Regions from separate parts of the Mus musculus genome. Here region 1 is linked to region 2. Evidence: chromatin loops called from intact Hi-C (ENCODE). Cell type or tissue: heart. All regions are shown on one strand.

Region 1 (8,000 bases), 320 kb before region 2:
AGTTTCTGTCTGTTCCCCTCAGCAGACAAGCCAAAGCTTAATTTGCTTCATTGGCTTCGACTTTGACAAATCCAGACTCCTGGGCAGTAAAATTTCATAGGCATTTAAAAAAATTTTTTTTTTTATCCTTGGCTCATTTATATTTAAATATCTTCACCACCAGGAAACTTAAACATTTATGCACGGAGGTGACACACTCCTTACCATCTCTCAGGTCAGCCGTGGAACCCGAGCCCCAGGCTCTTGATGCTCTGGGTGGTCCTTACTGGCCGTGGAGCGGGCACTGCCCTTTTCCACATCCCTTTAGGATGGAGGCTTTGAGCTGCTTCTCATTATGATTGCACTGCTTTCAAAAGGAAGCTACGGAATGCCCCTTCTTCCCGCCTGGAGAGATCTGTTATTCCATGAAAAGTTTTATTTTCTCATTTGCACACAATTACCATTTACTTCCCAAAAGATGTCCCTGTGGGCTTCTCTTCAGATATCGATAAAAATAGAGCAACAGATTCGCTGACCCTGCACCACACTGGACTTTGTAATCCAGGGGGAAAGCACAAAAGGAGGACTTCACATGTGAGAGACAAACTGATACACTGCCTTTTCTGCCTCATATTGGAAGGGTCTTCCCAGGAGCTGGGGAGAGGGAAATAGGACTTAGGTTTTGGTTTCAGTTTTCCAGGTCTCTCAGTGAAGATCAGATTGGTGAAGAGCAGACCCTTTGCAGAGGGGACTCCCTACATTTGCCATGGCTCAAAAGGGCTCAAGCCCACAATCACACCAAGCTAGAAGAAGGCCAACGGGTGGAAGTTTCTGCAGGTTTTGTTTCCAAAGGCTCAAAGGCTGCACCTTGTTGATTTGCTTTATGTTGTAAAACAATGGAAGGTCCCAAACTGAAACTATGTTCTGCTTAGTATGGTCAACAGGGCCTGGGGAGCAGTGGGGCGAAGCACAAGATGGATTTTTGTTAAAACTAGGACAAAACAGAGTTATTCTAGGCAGTTCAACCAAGAAGACTGATATCAGAATGTCCGTAAGTCACTTCCTCACGCATGTGAGGAAACACCATGTCTGTTTGTGGGTAGTGGCAGTGTTTAGTTTTTTAAAAGGAAGTTGGTTGGCAGGATATCTCCTTCACATATATGAAACTACCTAAGATTTGATAGTTGTATATGTACAATGATGGAATGCCCAGAAGTGGTTAGGGTCAGTGGCCTCGAAGAGTTCCCATTCCCAGTAGATGCCAAAGTCCCACCAGCTTATTGGTATTGTCTTGCTTAGCCAGCGATAGCCTCACACCTATACATCTTCTAACTTAGTAGTCATGTATTCGAGAACTTGAGAGATAATTGTCCCATCCACTAGAACAAGTACTATTTCTGTAGACACAGTGTCCCTGTGTAGCCTGGAAGTCACTAAACAGACCAACATGACTTGAGCTCACACAGATTCACTTGCCTCTGCCTGCTGAGTGATAGGATTAAAGGTGTGCAGGGTGCCACAGCAATGACCTTGCACAAGGACTCTCCATTGTTTCAGATTGCCTTGGTATGCCATTGGCACATCTCAGTTCTCTTGCTTCCTGCGAAAACCCTGGGCAGGTGCTGTTCTACCCTGTGAGAAAATACAAAGCAATTTAGGGAAGCGAGAGTTTATTTTGGTTCAGAGTTTAAAGCCACACCCACTCTTGCTCATGACTGTCCCCTAACTCCAGCTCCCGGGCACCCAGTGCCCTCTTCTGGGCTTCACGGGCACAGCATACAAGTGTGCAAGCCTACACTTGCACAGCATGAAAACAGAAACATCATTTTTAAGTAGATTATGTGGGTCTGGTGACCACAGTATATGGATGATCTCACTTAGGACACTTTCAGTCTTGTGGATGCTGTAACCATGACAACAGGCTCACACATAAATTAGGTCTCCCCTGGGCAAACCTGCATCCCTAATTATGTATTCTTACAGCAATTTCAAACCCTCCTCTTCTCCCACTAACTAAAGTATGTCACAGCATACAGAGAAACCCTGTCTTGAAAAGCCAAAAAAAAAAAAAAAAAGAAAGAAAGAAAGAAAGAAAAGAAAAGAAAAGAAAAGAAAAGAAAAGAAAAAAGAATGTGAACGTTGAATTATATTCAGCTCTCTTCTTGGGGTTAAAAACTTTAGCTGCCCCCACTCGTTACTGAATGGTGTGGTACTTACTGAATGCCTTTTGAGTGTGGCATGCTGCAAAACAGGTGCAATTGGCACTGATTTTTCTGATAGAAACTATTGAGGCCAGACAAGTTTTAATTTTTTGATAGCTGGGTTCTCTTGCCCAAGGGCCTCTTCACTGCAGACCACCATGGCTGTCTGAGGCTCGCTTCAAAACACTGGCACCCTGGTATCCACCTCCTCAGGCCCCTATGTGCCATTCACACCATGGAGGCTGTGGGAGGAAACTGTGGCCATGCTGACTCCAGTCTCAGAGATGCCAACACAAGAGCGTGCTGGTCTACCTCCCAAGAGGCGGGTAGGATAAATTGTTGAATCTGGTCTGTGCTAAAGTCACCGTGCTTTGTGGCTCTTCCATAGTTTAAAGCTCACAAGGCTGGGGAGATGGAGACACCTTGGCCAGTAAAGCTCGCGTTGAACCAGCACAAGGACCTGCCTTTAGAACCCAAGTAAAAAAGCTGGGTGAGTCACCAGTATGGAGTCTTAGTGCTGTGACATGGGAGCAGAGACAGGTGACTCTACCAAAGCTGCCAGGCCTGTCAGCCTGGCTCCCCTGTAAAGTTCCAGACCAATGAGAGACCCTATCTCAAACAAAAGCTGTGACTTCTAAACTATACCTGTTCCCCATGCATACCACCACCACCACCACCACCACCTCATGCTCACATCATTATTTCAGGGAGCAGAGGACAGTCCTAGGGATTGAATCTGGTACCTTGTAAGCCCTATGAGAGTGTTCACACATTCCTACAGATTTTGTTATTTAGCTGATTATTCGATTGTTTATTTTAGACAAGGTCTCCCAAAGTTGCCCATGCTGGCTTTGAACTCAGCAGCCAGGCTAGCCTTGACCTTTGACCTCCTTCCTCAGCCCCCTGAGTAGTTGTCACTAGAGGTAAGCACCTCCAAGTCACACTTGTCACTGTTTTCAGACCGATTTAAAGTAGTCCTTTATAAAGGACAATTGAATCAGGATCCAGTTTGGAGTTTTTTCTCTGCACTTCCTCTTATCCTTCACTAGATGGCGTTCTGAGTCAATCCATAGCATCTGTGCCCGTGTTCTGGCCCAGGGGAATGTAGAAGCAGCATCCCTCCCCAACTGGCTTCCCTTTCCCCATCCCCAGATGAGTAAATGAGGTCTGCATGCGGCTGAGCATTTGGGAGGCCATCCTTGTAAATACTGTTGAGGTGGCTCTAATGGGAAGCATTTTGAAGTCATAGAATAGTTCTGTTGATTGGCAGGAAGTTTGGAGAGACCCATCATTACTGACCCCAGGCATCTAGCTGGTTCAGTGAATCAAGACCACATTCACTCACAGTCCTCATAAAGGAGACAGTCAGGCAGTCCCAACCGCCTGGGTTTTATGTAGAAAGGACAAATAGGTGAGAGGGGGAAATATAAAACAGACTAAATCTGGGACTGGAGAGATGGCGCGGTATCAATCTTCCAGAAAACCAGCACCCATGTCAGGGGCTCACAGCTGCCTGTAACTGCGGCTTCAGGGAGATAGATCACCCTCTCCTGGCATCTGAGGTCACCTGCACTCATGTGGCAGGCATATATACACATACATATGTACACACACAGACACAAATGCACAAAGTGATAATATAATGTTTTAAAAATACTGACACATTAATTTGATTCAGAAAAATAGGACAGCAGCTACCTTTTCAGGAGAAATTGGATTTGAAGATTTTTTTGCAAAAATATCCAAAGAGATGTATGCATTGATATGACTTTATCCCTTACCAGAATGAATATGAGTGTGTGCTTCCAATTCAATTTAATTCCACATCCCACTTCTTCTCTCCCTCCCTTCCTTCTTTATTACTCAGATAGACGAACATATCATAATCTTGACAGATCTATGCAGAGTTCGGTCATTCATGGCTGCCAGTAGTCAAGGAGACTGCAGTGTGTGTGTGTGTGTGTGTGTGTGTGTATGTGTGTCTGTCTGTCTGTCTGTCTGTCGGAGTGTGTGTGTGTGTGAATGTATGTATGTGTATGTATAGATATTGTGTTTGATGTCTAGAGGCTTATCAATGGGAGGATTTTTAGACCATCCAAGAGGGAAGATGCTAAAACCCTGGGAGGAAGGATGGCTTGCTTATGCCTGTGGTCTGTCTGTCTTCAGGAACACAACAGATCCTGATTCATTAGTCTCGTAACCTGTTTGTCATGTGACTCACTCACCCCTGTGGAGATGAGCTCCATCTGAGGAGCAGAACAAGCCTGTGGGGACCTGAAAGGCATCTGCTATAGACATCCATGTGCTCTCAAGCACTCGCATGATGTGTGTGCTACCCCGAATAGCCTGAGAGGATGGGAAGGGGGATACATGCTAACCCAAGCAGTGCTGTCTCAGAACAGAAGGTCTCAGGACTCTTCTGTCTTTCCATGTTCAAACTTACTATTGTAGGAGTCTGGAGATATCACTCAGAAGACCCGAGTTCACTTTCCAGCACCCAGATCGGTTGGCTCCCAACTGACTGTAACTCCAGCTCCATGAGACCCACCACGCTCTTCTGGCCTCTCCAGGGACTTGCATGCACATGACATGTACACACATGCACAGAGGTGTATAAGTAAATCATTTTAAAAATCTCATACCATTTTATTCCCACTCCCCTGCAATGATGGCTGCTAAGAACACACACACACACACACACACACACAAACCACAGCACCACATTTACAGAAAATCCTCTGATAATATGATAAGTCTAGCTCATTCAACACCCCCCACCATCATTTCAATGTTCATTTTTTTCCTTCACCCCAACTGAATTGTTGTTTTAATATGTTGATCTTCCTAACTGTAGGAAGTCTTATGGGCAGGGACTAGACTCTCTCTCAGATGAGGGAAGAGTAAAACAGAGAATGAGAAATCTGCTTGTACACAAAGTGTTTGCCCTCCTATTTGTTCCCTGTCCAAGGATGAGCCTCAGGCTATTTCCCAAACCTCATGAAAGTGGAGGCATTGAAAACCATGTGCCCATCACAGACTCTTTGTGCTTCTTTAACGTGGAGGTTCCCATATTTGGGTCAATTGGCTAAAATGAATTTCCAGACCCAACATCTTAGTGATTGTAGGACTCAGGATTTTCAATGACTGGATTCTGAAATCAAGACTTCCGTGCCATCTCCATGGTGGACTACTACTACCTGTACACTTCACAGGACTGCTGAGGGCTGTCTCCATTAACAATGTCAAACCCCATCATTGGTGGATTAGGGTAAATGAGTGTTGAGTCCAAGTAGCCTTGCCTACTCTGCAAATGATACCTACTGCAACAACTGCTGTTCGGTGTCGGCAATAAAACATCATGACCTAAAGCAACTTATTAAAAAAAGTTTGGTTTATGGTTCCATAGAGACAGTCCCTAACAGCTCTGAAGGAGGCATGGCAGGCACAGGAAGTTGAGAGATCACAAGTCCATCTACACAGGAAGCAGAGACAGAGAACAGGAAGTGAAGCCAGGCAATAAGACCTTAAATCTTGCTTCCAATGACATAGTTCTTCCAACAAGTCTGCCCTTTCTAAACAGTCCATCACTTCCCCCCAGATATCACCACCAACTGGGGACAATCTCAAACACATGAGCCAGCGAGGGACGTTTCTCATTTACTCCCACAGCACCCTTTCCATATACGATCTAAGTCTCTTTAGGCTCAACGGCTTAGTCTGCTAAAGTCTGTGACCCTATTTCTGTTCATATCACTTGAGAGTAAGTGTTCTTACCTGCGTTAGGGTCATATGAGAGACTTGATAATGAGTTGTATTATCCAGGGAAAGAAAGTAGTTCTTAAAGACTCGGGCCATTATTTTGCCCAAGAGGAAAGGCAAGAATATGGGGAGGCAATCTCAGTATCTTGGAAAGAGTGCTGCCTCAGGTACTTTGTCACGGCAATGGCAAGTTTCAGGCATTTCACAAACTGGTGCACAATGCACCAATTTTCTATCATTCAGAATGTGAACAGGGATTCCTTAATCAGTTCTCTACACTATCTTCTCAAGTAATGTCTCTCCTTGAGCCTGAAGATCCCCAGTTTAGCTGGGTTGACTGGCCAGGCATCCTTAGGATGATCCTGCCCCTGCCCCCACTACCCCCTCCCCCCAGCACTAGGACCACAAGCACACTGTCCCAGTCCCATCTTTATGGAGGTCCTTGGGTATTGAACTCAGGTCCTCCTGATTAAGCAGCAAGCACTTAGCCCGTAGCATCTCCCACAGGTCACGCTCAAGCGTTCTCACTTCCTGTAAGGTCCCATGTCTTCACCCTATTCCTCCCTGCCTAGGCTGTCCCTGTGTAATTCTTTCCAGCCCCACCCTGTCTTCCATATGGGTCTGTACTTCCTTTTGGAGTGAAGAGTCCCGGATCTGTGAACCATCCATACATTCATACCGAAGCAAACTCCACTTAAGCCACGGCGTCTCCATTCTCCTCCAATCAATGCGCTGTTCCAAGACAGGGCTGTGGGTTTGTATCTCTGCTCTCTGTTAGCTCTGGTTATAAAAACAGAAGCCAGCATCTCCTGAAATGAGGCCTCGTAATATTCTTTTCAATTTCCTTTTGAAAGAAAGACTGACCCCCTTTGTGAGCCCTGAGATGAACATGGCCTGTTAAATGCAGATGTGTCTGACCCTTCATCCTGGAGGTCAGTGAAGCGGGAAAAAGTATCAAAGATACTCCCCAAACTGGGTCAGAGCTGTGTTAAAAGATGAGAGGATTATTTCAGGAATCTTTACAATAATCCATTCACCCAGGTTGAAACCATTTATGGAGTGTTTTGGGGGCACTGTCTGGAGAGATGGATGAGCCAGCCAGAGCTGCACATGGCCTCTCCTCCGGGTTCCAGTTTTAGGGCTTCATTCAGAAGAGCTCATTATTTTAGAAGCTAAGAAAAAAGCGGGCCTTAAAGTAGTTTTCATCATTTCCCCGCCTGTTTCTGAACACACTAAAAAAATATGTAATCCACAAATCACCTCCCACTTCAGTGCATAAAGAAAGAATGAGGGCCTTAGAGGTTGACTTTAAATATACAGTTCCCGTGACCTTCAAACCTTCAGGGAGGCAGGGGAGTCGCCTGCAGTACATGCTGACGTGTGCGTACGTGCTGACGTGTGCGTACGTGCTGACGTGTGCGTACGTGCTGACGTGTGCATACGTGCTGACATGTGCGTACATGCTGACGTGTGCTTAGCTGGTGTATTGGGTTAATACATGTTAAACATGAAAAACTTCTGTCCACATTAAGTCAGAACAGGCGAGGAGCACCCACAGTGTCTGCTGGGAGCTTATGTGGTCCTGGCCACTGCAGCGATGGTGGAAGATGCAGGCCTTAAAATATGTAAAAAGGAAAATACTGAACATGTTCACTATAGACTGTAGTGGTGTGTCTGTGAAAAGGAAGGGCCATGAGAGAAAATGCCCTTTCAAATTCTTCCATCATCAACCCACAAGACTGAGCGCTGGAAGCACTTCCTTACCTAGTGAGTAACAACCAGAGGGGATAAGTTGGAGTGTCCGGTAGAAGGCAGCTCTTCAGTCCAAATGACTTGATTAAAATTATTTTTTAAATGTATAAATATTACATATTATTATATGATAACTATTATTATATAACCAAGAACTAACTTAAAGGAAAGGCAGTGACTTTTGTTTTGATAAACTTTCTTGTTTTTTTATACTTTATTGATTCATTGTGAATATCACATCATGTACCCCAATTCCACTCATCTCCCCAACCCTCCATGTCTGCCCCCTGTCATTGTAAACTACCTCCA
Region 2 (8,000 bases):
GGTCTTCATTCACATGCTAGCAGCCACACCATGCACAACGTGACTGTGAGCTTGTTGCCAAGGTCTGACTTCATGTTCCTCCCTTTCTTCCTTTAGCTGAAAAAAAAATGCATTATTCTCCTCCATTCAAGAATTACTTCAGAAACAATAATCAAGCAGGCAACTTGAGGTTTTTAAAAAACTGACAAGCTGTTAATTCTTCGGTGTTTTTTTTAAAATACAAAAGAAACCGAGAGTCTGCTTTACTATTGGTTTTCCTAAAAAAAATTCTAAAAGGTATTTTTTTAACTTTATTTTATATGCATTGGTATGCAGGTGTCAGAGCCCCTGGAACTGGAGCTACAGACAGTTGTGAGCTGCCATGTGGGTGCTGGGAATTGAACCCCAGTCCTCTGTAAGCGCAGCTTGTGCTCTTAACCACGGAACCATCTCTCTAGCCCTCTTAAAAATTATAAAAAGAAAAAATAATCAACCATAACCGTAATTTCTATGAACATTTTGAAAATAATCCCAAATCTGTTTGTATTTACATATATTGGCATAAATAAAATCAGATAAGACATATCATTATATCTATATCTATACATCTTTTACACACTTAAGAAAAACATTTTCTGAGCTGGCAAAATGTCTCAGTGGTTAAGGGTGCTTCCAGTAGACTAGAGTTCTGCTCCCAGCACCCACAGCTATTAGGGAACTCACAACTGCCTGTATCTCCAGCTGCAGGAGAGCTGATTTCCTCTTTGGCCTCTAAAGATGCCTATATACACATGAACATATCCCCACACAACACACATGTATGCACATGACTAAGAGTAAAACAGATCTTTAAAATGTTATTATCATTACTTGTGGTGTGTGTGTGTATACATGTGTGTCACAGTGTGTGTGTGTGCGCCACAGTGCGTGCGAAGGTTCAGAGGACAACTTCACAGAGTCACTTCTCCTTCTACCTTTCCTTGGATCCAGAGAGCACACTCAGGTCATCAGCCTTGTGTGGCATGTGCTTTTACCTGGAGCGATCTACACAGACTGTGGCTAAACTTCCTGTCCTATTCAATTAATTAAATTAACCCTAAAATGAAGAAATGTGATAATTCTTCCAAATATGGTTATTTAATGGCTGAAAACAATAATCCATTACTGTCCTCATAAAAAAATTCTTGTTTATGTGTTTTTCATTTGTTTGAAAATTTACTTATTGAGATAGGCTCTCACTAGGTAGCCTGGGCTGGCCTGGAAGTCAGATGTCGATGAGTCTGACCTTATTCACAAAGATCTACCCATCTTTGTGCCTCTTAAATGCTGTCATTAAAAAGGTATGCACCATCACCCCCAGATAGATCTTACTTTTTAATTATTAATGTATGAATTTGCTTGTGTATATGCTCATTTGTGCATGTCAGTGACGTTGCTATAGGAGGCAGGTTCCCTGGAGCTGGGGTTGTATACAGGTGGTTGTGAGCTGCCCAATGTGTGCACTGGGGAACAAACTTGGGTCATCAGTAAGAACAGTAAGTGTCCTTAACTGCTGAGCCGTTTTCCCACCCCCACCCGGAGCCCAGCGAATTACTGGTCTTCTTGCTCTGACAAATTACTTGATAGAAGAAACTTAACGAAGGGAGGAAGGGTTTATTTTGGTTCACAGGGAAAGCATGGCCATAGGGGCTTGAGGTAGATTCCAGTCAGGCAGCAGGGAGAGATGAATTCTTCTGCCCAGTTCAAGTTCTCTTTTTCTTCAGTCTAGGCTTTCAGCCCATGGGACAGTGCCATCCTTACTCATGGCAGGTCTTTCCGACTCAGCTAAACCTCTCTGGAAACTTCCTCACAGACACGCCAAGAGGTATGTCTCCTAGGTGATTCCAAACCCTGTTAGGTTGACTGTCAACATCTTCCATCACACCTGTGCACCATATTTCTTTGTAGACTCTTCATCTCCTGACACAATGCCCTTCAAAAGGTACATCCCACTGGAAGGTGTGGGATCTTTAAAGAGGAGGCCAGAGAAGCTCTGCTATTCTGTGAACAACTATAAGGAGAGAAAACTGTAAGGAAAGAAGGGCTGCAAGACCAGCACTTGGATCTGGCAGGGACAGAGCAGTGATGTCTGGTATGATTGTTAGAGCATTCACAGGGCAGGGCTCAAGCAAGGACAATGGAAGGAACCACAGCAGGAGGAGAGCCACCACACTGATAAGGCACAAAATCACAAGGGATGCAGAGCAGCCTTGTGAGTCTCAGTAGCTCTTGGGTGGGACATGTGGCATATCTGTTGGATCTTAAAAATGGTTTTAAATGTTGGGCTAATATTGTGAACCTTAACAGGTAGGATCCCTGGTATGTCCCCGAGAAGAGAATTGTGTGAGTAATCTTGGGTTTAAGAGAGCCTTTTTTGGGGGGTAGTGAATTTGTTTGTTTATTATTGAGGCTGTCCAAGGGGGGCCTTGATCTTGATATGTATTAGATTATTCCTTATGATCTTCAGGCTGCCACCTCCTCCACCCCTTCTGGCTTCTCCATCTTCCGAGCTCTGGGATCATAGACACATGTGTCAGTGTGTCAGGTTTTTGTGGTGTCTCCATTGCTCTGCAACTTAGCCCCTTACTTAAGACAAGGATTCTTAGGGGGTGACCCCAGAGCTGCAATGTCAGCATCATCTTGGGAGTTCCTTTGCTATGCAAATTCCTGGGCCACGTTCCAGCCCAGAAATACACTCAATCAGAAACACAGCGGACCGTTTTCAATGAGCCTCCAGGTGATGGTGGTTGGCATGCACACTCACGGACTGTGGACTGGAAGAGGAGAGCGGCATGCCTTTCCCATGAGTCACCTGATAGGACTTGGATTTATTGCTTTCAGGTGTTTTAAGTCGAGGGTAATTCAGCCAGCGGCATGTTAACACATTGCCCACAGCATAAAGAGAGAGTAAAATTTATCCCTCCACCCGAAGCTCATACTAAAGTGGTCTCCTCCTTCTTTGTTGCATTCCATGCAAGTGATACAAAACACACGCTGACCTCAACTATTTTCTAAGAAATTTGATAGGGGAAAACAACAAACCCGGGGACTCCACCTCTCCCTAGACGCTGCCGCTGTTTCTAACTGGCTTGAGCACTTGTGCCTGGCTGCTTGTGCTCTGGAGGTATCTGATGTCTCCGTGCCAGTGTAGCCCCCAGAAACACCAGCTCGGCTTCGGCTTTCCGCAGGGCTGTCTCGCAGAGAGTTCTTGATGGGGTATGCCTGAGATGCTGGCGAGAGTCTAACACAGGAATGCTGGCTCTGCTGGCTCTGCTGGCTCTGTTGTTCACACTGGCCAGGCTTGGCAGGACACCTTTCTTTAGGTTCTGCTGAATTACTTTTCTCACTCTGGTCGAAAAGCAGCTTAAAGGAGAACCAGTTTATTTTGCTTCATGGCTTAAGGGGTGGGGATGGGGGTGGGGGTAGGGGTACGGCTGGGAGTGGGGAACAGTCCTTCCAGATGGCGAATACAAGAAGGCAGGATCTTGAGGGAGCTGGTTCTTAGGAATGGTCCCTTCTCTGTTAGGGAGCAGAGAATGAAGTGAGACCGGAAATGCTTTCATAAAACCTCAAGGCCAGCCTACAGTAACCCACTTCCTCCAGTGAGGCTTCACCACCTACAAGGTTCCACAACCCTCCCTAACAGCGCCACCAGCTGGGGCCGTGTTCAAACACAGGAGCCTAAGAGATGTGTCTCATTCAAATCATCACAAGCTCTAAATTGTGCTCACAGTGCGCCAGCCGGGGCTCTACGGCCTGGTGCCTCAGAGTCTTGATATAGAAGGCACGCTATTGTAGCATTGCCAGGGCTAAGCCAGTGCCTCTACTCCCCGGAGGGGTCATTCGACACTCTAGTCTCGGGAAAATCACTATCCCCGTGAGTGAGCTCTGCTTTTCCAACACATTATTTTGTTTCATAGACGACTTATGAATACAATCAAACACCCCTAGTACCTGAAAGAACGCATAAGTCATAAATAACTTCCTTTGTGTTCTTTGCCGAGAAATACCACCTAGCTTCCTCAATCCCACAGAGGTGGGCCACGCATTCCTTACTGGCCATCTGGAACAGTGGAAACCTTCAGACTGTGGAGAAGTCAGCCACACCCACATTTCCAAACACGTCGTTAGACCCCAAAGCAGAAGGCTCGTGATTACACCCCACAATCAGCTCTGAGGCTCTGAACAGACCACCCATCTCTCGCTACACATGGTGGTAACTGCTGTGGGTGTTACTTAGCTCTTCCAACATGGAAGTATATTATATATACTAGATAATACAGTATAATATAGAAAATATTCCATGTAGAGCTATTGTGGGTTTGTAAAATGAGTTACATTATAGATCAAGGATTGTGAACTCCAGTATTAAGTTGGTTTTCTATTTCTATTAAAAAAAAAAAAGGAAGGAAGGAAGGAAGAAAGAAAGAAAGAAAGAAAGAAAGAAAGTCTAAGTAAAAGACCAGTAAGATTGCCCAATGAACAAAAGTGCTTGCTGCCAAGACTGATGGCCTAAGTTTGGTCTCCCAACTCTCAAAGTTGCCTTCTGACCTCCACTCATAGTCTGTGGACACACACACACACACACACACACACACACACACACACTTCACTTCCTTCTTGTTAGGAGCTCACAAGGCATCTATCTGATATGTACCCCAAAATCGTGGCAACCATCATTCTAGAGCTCCAGGTCCCGTATGAGATCTCTGCCACACAGAGAGACAGATCTTTGGGGACAGGAAGCCAAGATTAAACCTCTGTCCTCTGTAAGAACCAAAGAGCCTTGATTAGCTTGCAGGTGGAGAGCTGGAAGACTGCTGGAGTTTACATTAGGCGAAAACTCACAGTGCATAAAAGAGCAGTGACAATTTCTCTACTCCTCAAGGACCAGGGTCTGTTACTATATAATTTTTCTTTTATCAGAAAAGCTCCTGGCTGCAGGCTACGCACCCTGATACTCCATGATAGCCCCGAGATTACTCCATGGCTCCCTGGGAGTGCTTCAGCCACTTCTGGGCGTTCAGTGGCACATATCTCATTTGGGGGCTGTGCTAGACTGTTGTTTCTGAGGTTTCTGAGGTACTGTCTTGCTCAGGAAAAGAAGAAACAGTTACCTTAAGTACAAGGAAGGGCCCTGAGGATTTATTCACAAAGAGGTGCAGGGGTCAAGGCACAGCTTGGTGTGTGTGTGGGGGGGGGGGTGTCATTTTTTCCTTTCAAACTTTCTATTGCCAGTGACTTTTAAAATGCCAGTTCTGTGCTGAACTATGGACAGGCTATATCAAGATGAGCCAATCTAAAGTTGCTGGCAGGAGAATGCAGAATGGAAGCAATTAAAATGACTTATCTGGTCTCATCTAACTGGTTATCAACAAAGCAATTGGACAATTGGACACAGCATTGATTTCCAATAGATCATTTTTCTTAGGAATAGTGAACACCATCCATTGTTACGCAGCACAGGGCATGATGGGAGAGCCTTAATTTCACAAGCATCTACTTGACATTGAACATTCAATTTAAATGTTTATATCAACAGAGAAGTTCTAATGAAATCCTTCAAGCAGTAGGTTGCTTGCCCACCCCACTTACTGTCACCCTGGTGCAAAGGGACATTAACACGCCCTCCCTCTTTCCTGATGGGGTACACATGCAATTGTAAAAAAGCTGGGCATGGTGGCCCACACCTTTAATCCCAGCACTCAGGAGGAAGAGGCAGGTGGATTTCTGAGTTCAAGGACAGCCTGGTCTACAAAGTGAGTTCCAGGACAGCCAGGGCTACACAGAGAAACCCTGTCTCGAAAAACAAAACAAAACAAAACAAAACAAAACAAAACATGCATTTTTTTCCTTTTCAAGAGGTAAATATGAACAGATTTCTCTTCAGACCCACAGAATAAGAAATACCCTGATCTGTGTCCCTTTAGGGGCTTGATCCACGAGACTTTCGAAGGTTACTGTGTGCTGACATCTGGTTGAAAGGAGAGAGTATTGCGTCTATCAGTTTCTAGTAGAGTGCTTCTGAAACGTGAGCCTGAAGCACGGGTCTTGTTTAAAGGCCATACTCTGGAGTCTGCTGTGAAGCCTGCGATGCTGCCTAGGGACAGGTACAGGGGCTCCTGGGGACAGGTACAGGGGCTCCTGCTGCCACCGAGGTCACATTCACTCCTTTGTTTACAGACAAGGTTTCACTGAGGTCTGGGAAGGTCTCAAACTTTCTCTGTAGCCTTGAATTTACAATCCTACTTCCTTTGTGCCGTCCCCAGTGTTGGCATTAGAGGCATATGCCACCACATCTAACTGGACTGGTTAGTTATCGTCAGTTGGACACACACTTTGAGCCACTTGGGAAGAGGGAAACTCAACAGAGGAATTGCCTCCATCAGATTGGCCCATGGACACGTGGGAGGCAGGGAGCTTTCCTCAGATGATGATTGATGTGGGAGGGCCCAGCTTCCCAGTAGTGGTGCCACTCCTGGGCAAGTGGTCCTAGGTTCTACAGGAAAGCAGGATGAGCAAGCCATAGGCAGAGCAGTAGGAAACACTCCTCCATGACCTCTGCTTTGGACCTGCCTCCAGCTTCCTGCTTTGAGTTCCTGCCTGACTCTTCCTCCTCGGGTTGCTTTTTTGCTCAAGGTGTTTTCACAGCAACAGAAAGCAATTAAGACATCAGCTATGGACTTCATTTGAAGTTCTAAGGACCCAGAAGATGTGCAAATGAAGGCAGAGAAAGAGAAGACCTACAGGCCAGAGCTACAAGCAGCTGTGATCTGCTTCCACTCACTAAGTAAATAATACTAAGAAAGAAAAATTCTAGAACCATTTTGAGAATTAGTTTTCTCACAAGTAAATGCAACAATTTTTATGATGCTTTTTCCAAGCAAGTGGCAAAATATATAGACAGGAGTTCTTCAAAAGCAGTTGCAGATATATTCCTATGGTGTGTTCCACCAAGCTTTGAAGAAAGGTGCTTTACAGTTTCACAGCACTGGGGAAAACTCCTCAATAAAAGTCAGGGATCCATTTCTTTCCATATCGGGAAACTGCTGGGCTTGCCTTTGGGGTTTTTGGTAGTCATAACTGTTAAAGGCCAAACGCGTCTGGTTCCACCATAGTCAGAGTCTGGAGATGCTAAAAGCGGGGGTGAGGGTAGGGACCTGACTTTTCATTACTTCTTCTCATTGGTAAACCCAGAACCGCCCAGATTCCCCTAGCCAGGTACTCCCCTAGCCAGGTACTCCCCTAGCCAGGTACTGCCCTAGCCAGGTACTCCCCTAGCCAGGTACTGCCCTAGCCAGGTACTCCCCTAGCCAGGTACTCCCCTAGCCAGGTACTCCCCTAGCCAGGTACTCCCCTAGCCACCTTCAGTGACGCAGCACCATTGCCCACTCCCATCACCAGCAGTCAGACTTGACACAGTTCCACCGTCAAGCACCAGGAGTCGCGCATTCTCCCTATGCGCATGCGCTATACCTGTTTTAACGCCCTGCCTTCATGGCCTGCTCCTTCTCATTCCTGCTCAGAGGTAGCCTTTTGTGTGCTGCCCACCATAAATCTCTGGCATGAGGTCTATTGCCTGGTGTGATTTTGTGGCATTCCTTTGCCTTGCGGTCGCCTCAAACAACAACAACAACAACACTTTTTCTGGAGTAGCTCTTTCCTGGAAACCATAGAGAATGAGAATAAAACTTTGAGGCACTTTGACACCCAGAAGGGCACTAGACTGCCTGAGCATTCCCTGTATCCGGCATTCCAGGCAGTAAAGCCTTGCTAGCTCCAAGGCAGTGATGCTCAGTGGTACCCTATTTCCTGTGACCCGCCTTACTACACAGGAGCTTTGTATTTGTAGGCGTGTGTTCCCCGCACCCCACCTTAAGCTCCCATCTATAAATCCATAATAATTTCTCTCTATGACTTATCCTCCGTGGTCTGAATATTTTGTTTTTCAAATCTGTGAGACAGCCTTGGGTTGAAGGCAT

What was found. A loop is a pair of places that touch in the nucleus more often than their neighbours do. Peaks named below come from ENCODE experiments on the same cell type or tissue, not always from the same donor. Only the 100,000 strongest peaks of a DNase experiment are listed, where the experiment ranks them.
Region 1: a loop joins it to region 2, with 7 times the contacts of the local background. A loop is called at or near these places in 12 of 42 quality-filtered maps.

Annotation. Positions count from the first base shown.
Region 1 is chr9:116,057,592-116,065,591 of GRCm38, forward strand. All of the region lies in intron 14 of Gadl1 (glutamate decarboxylase-like 1), which reads left to right. Among named protein-coding and RNA genes, the nearest start is that of Gm31014, 7.1 kb to the left of the region's middle. In heart, CTCF peaks have their summits at 1,744 (motif pointing left) and 3,227 (motif pointing right); no DNase peak of the experiment used is centred here.
Region 2 is chr9:116,380,755-116,388,754 of GRCm38, forward strand. No RefSeq gene overlaps it. Among named protein-coding and RNA genes, the nearest start is that of Gm31559, 8.1 kb to the right of the region's middle. In heart, a CTCF peak has its summit at 3,676 (motif pointing left); DNase peaks (open chromatin) are centred at 2,777, 3,297 and 3,667; H3K4me3 peaks cover 739 bases; H3K27ac peaks cover 1,130 bases.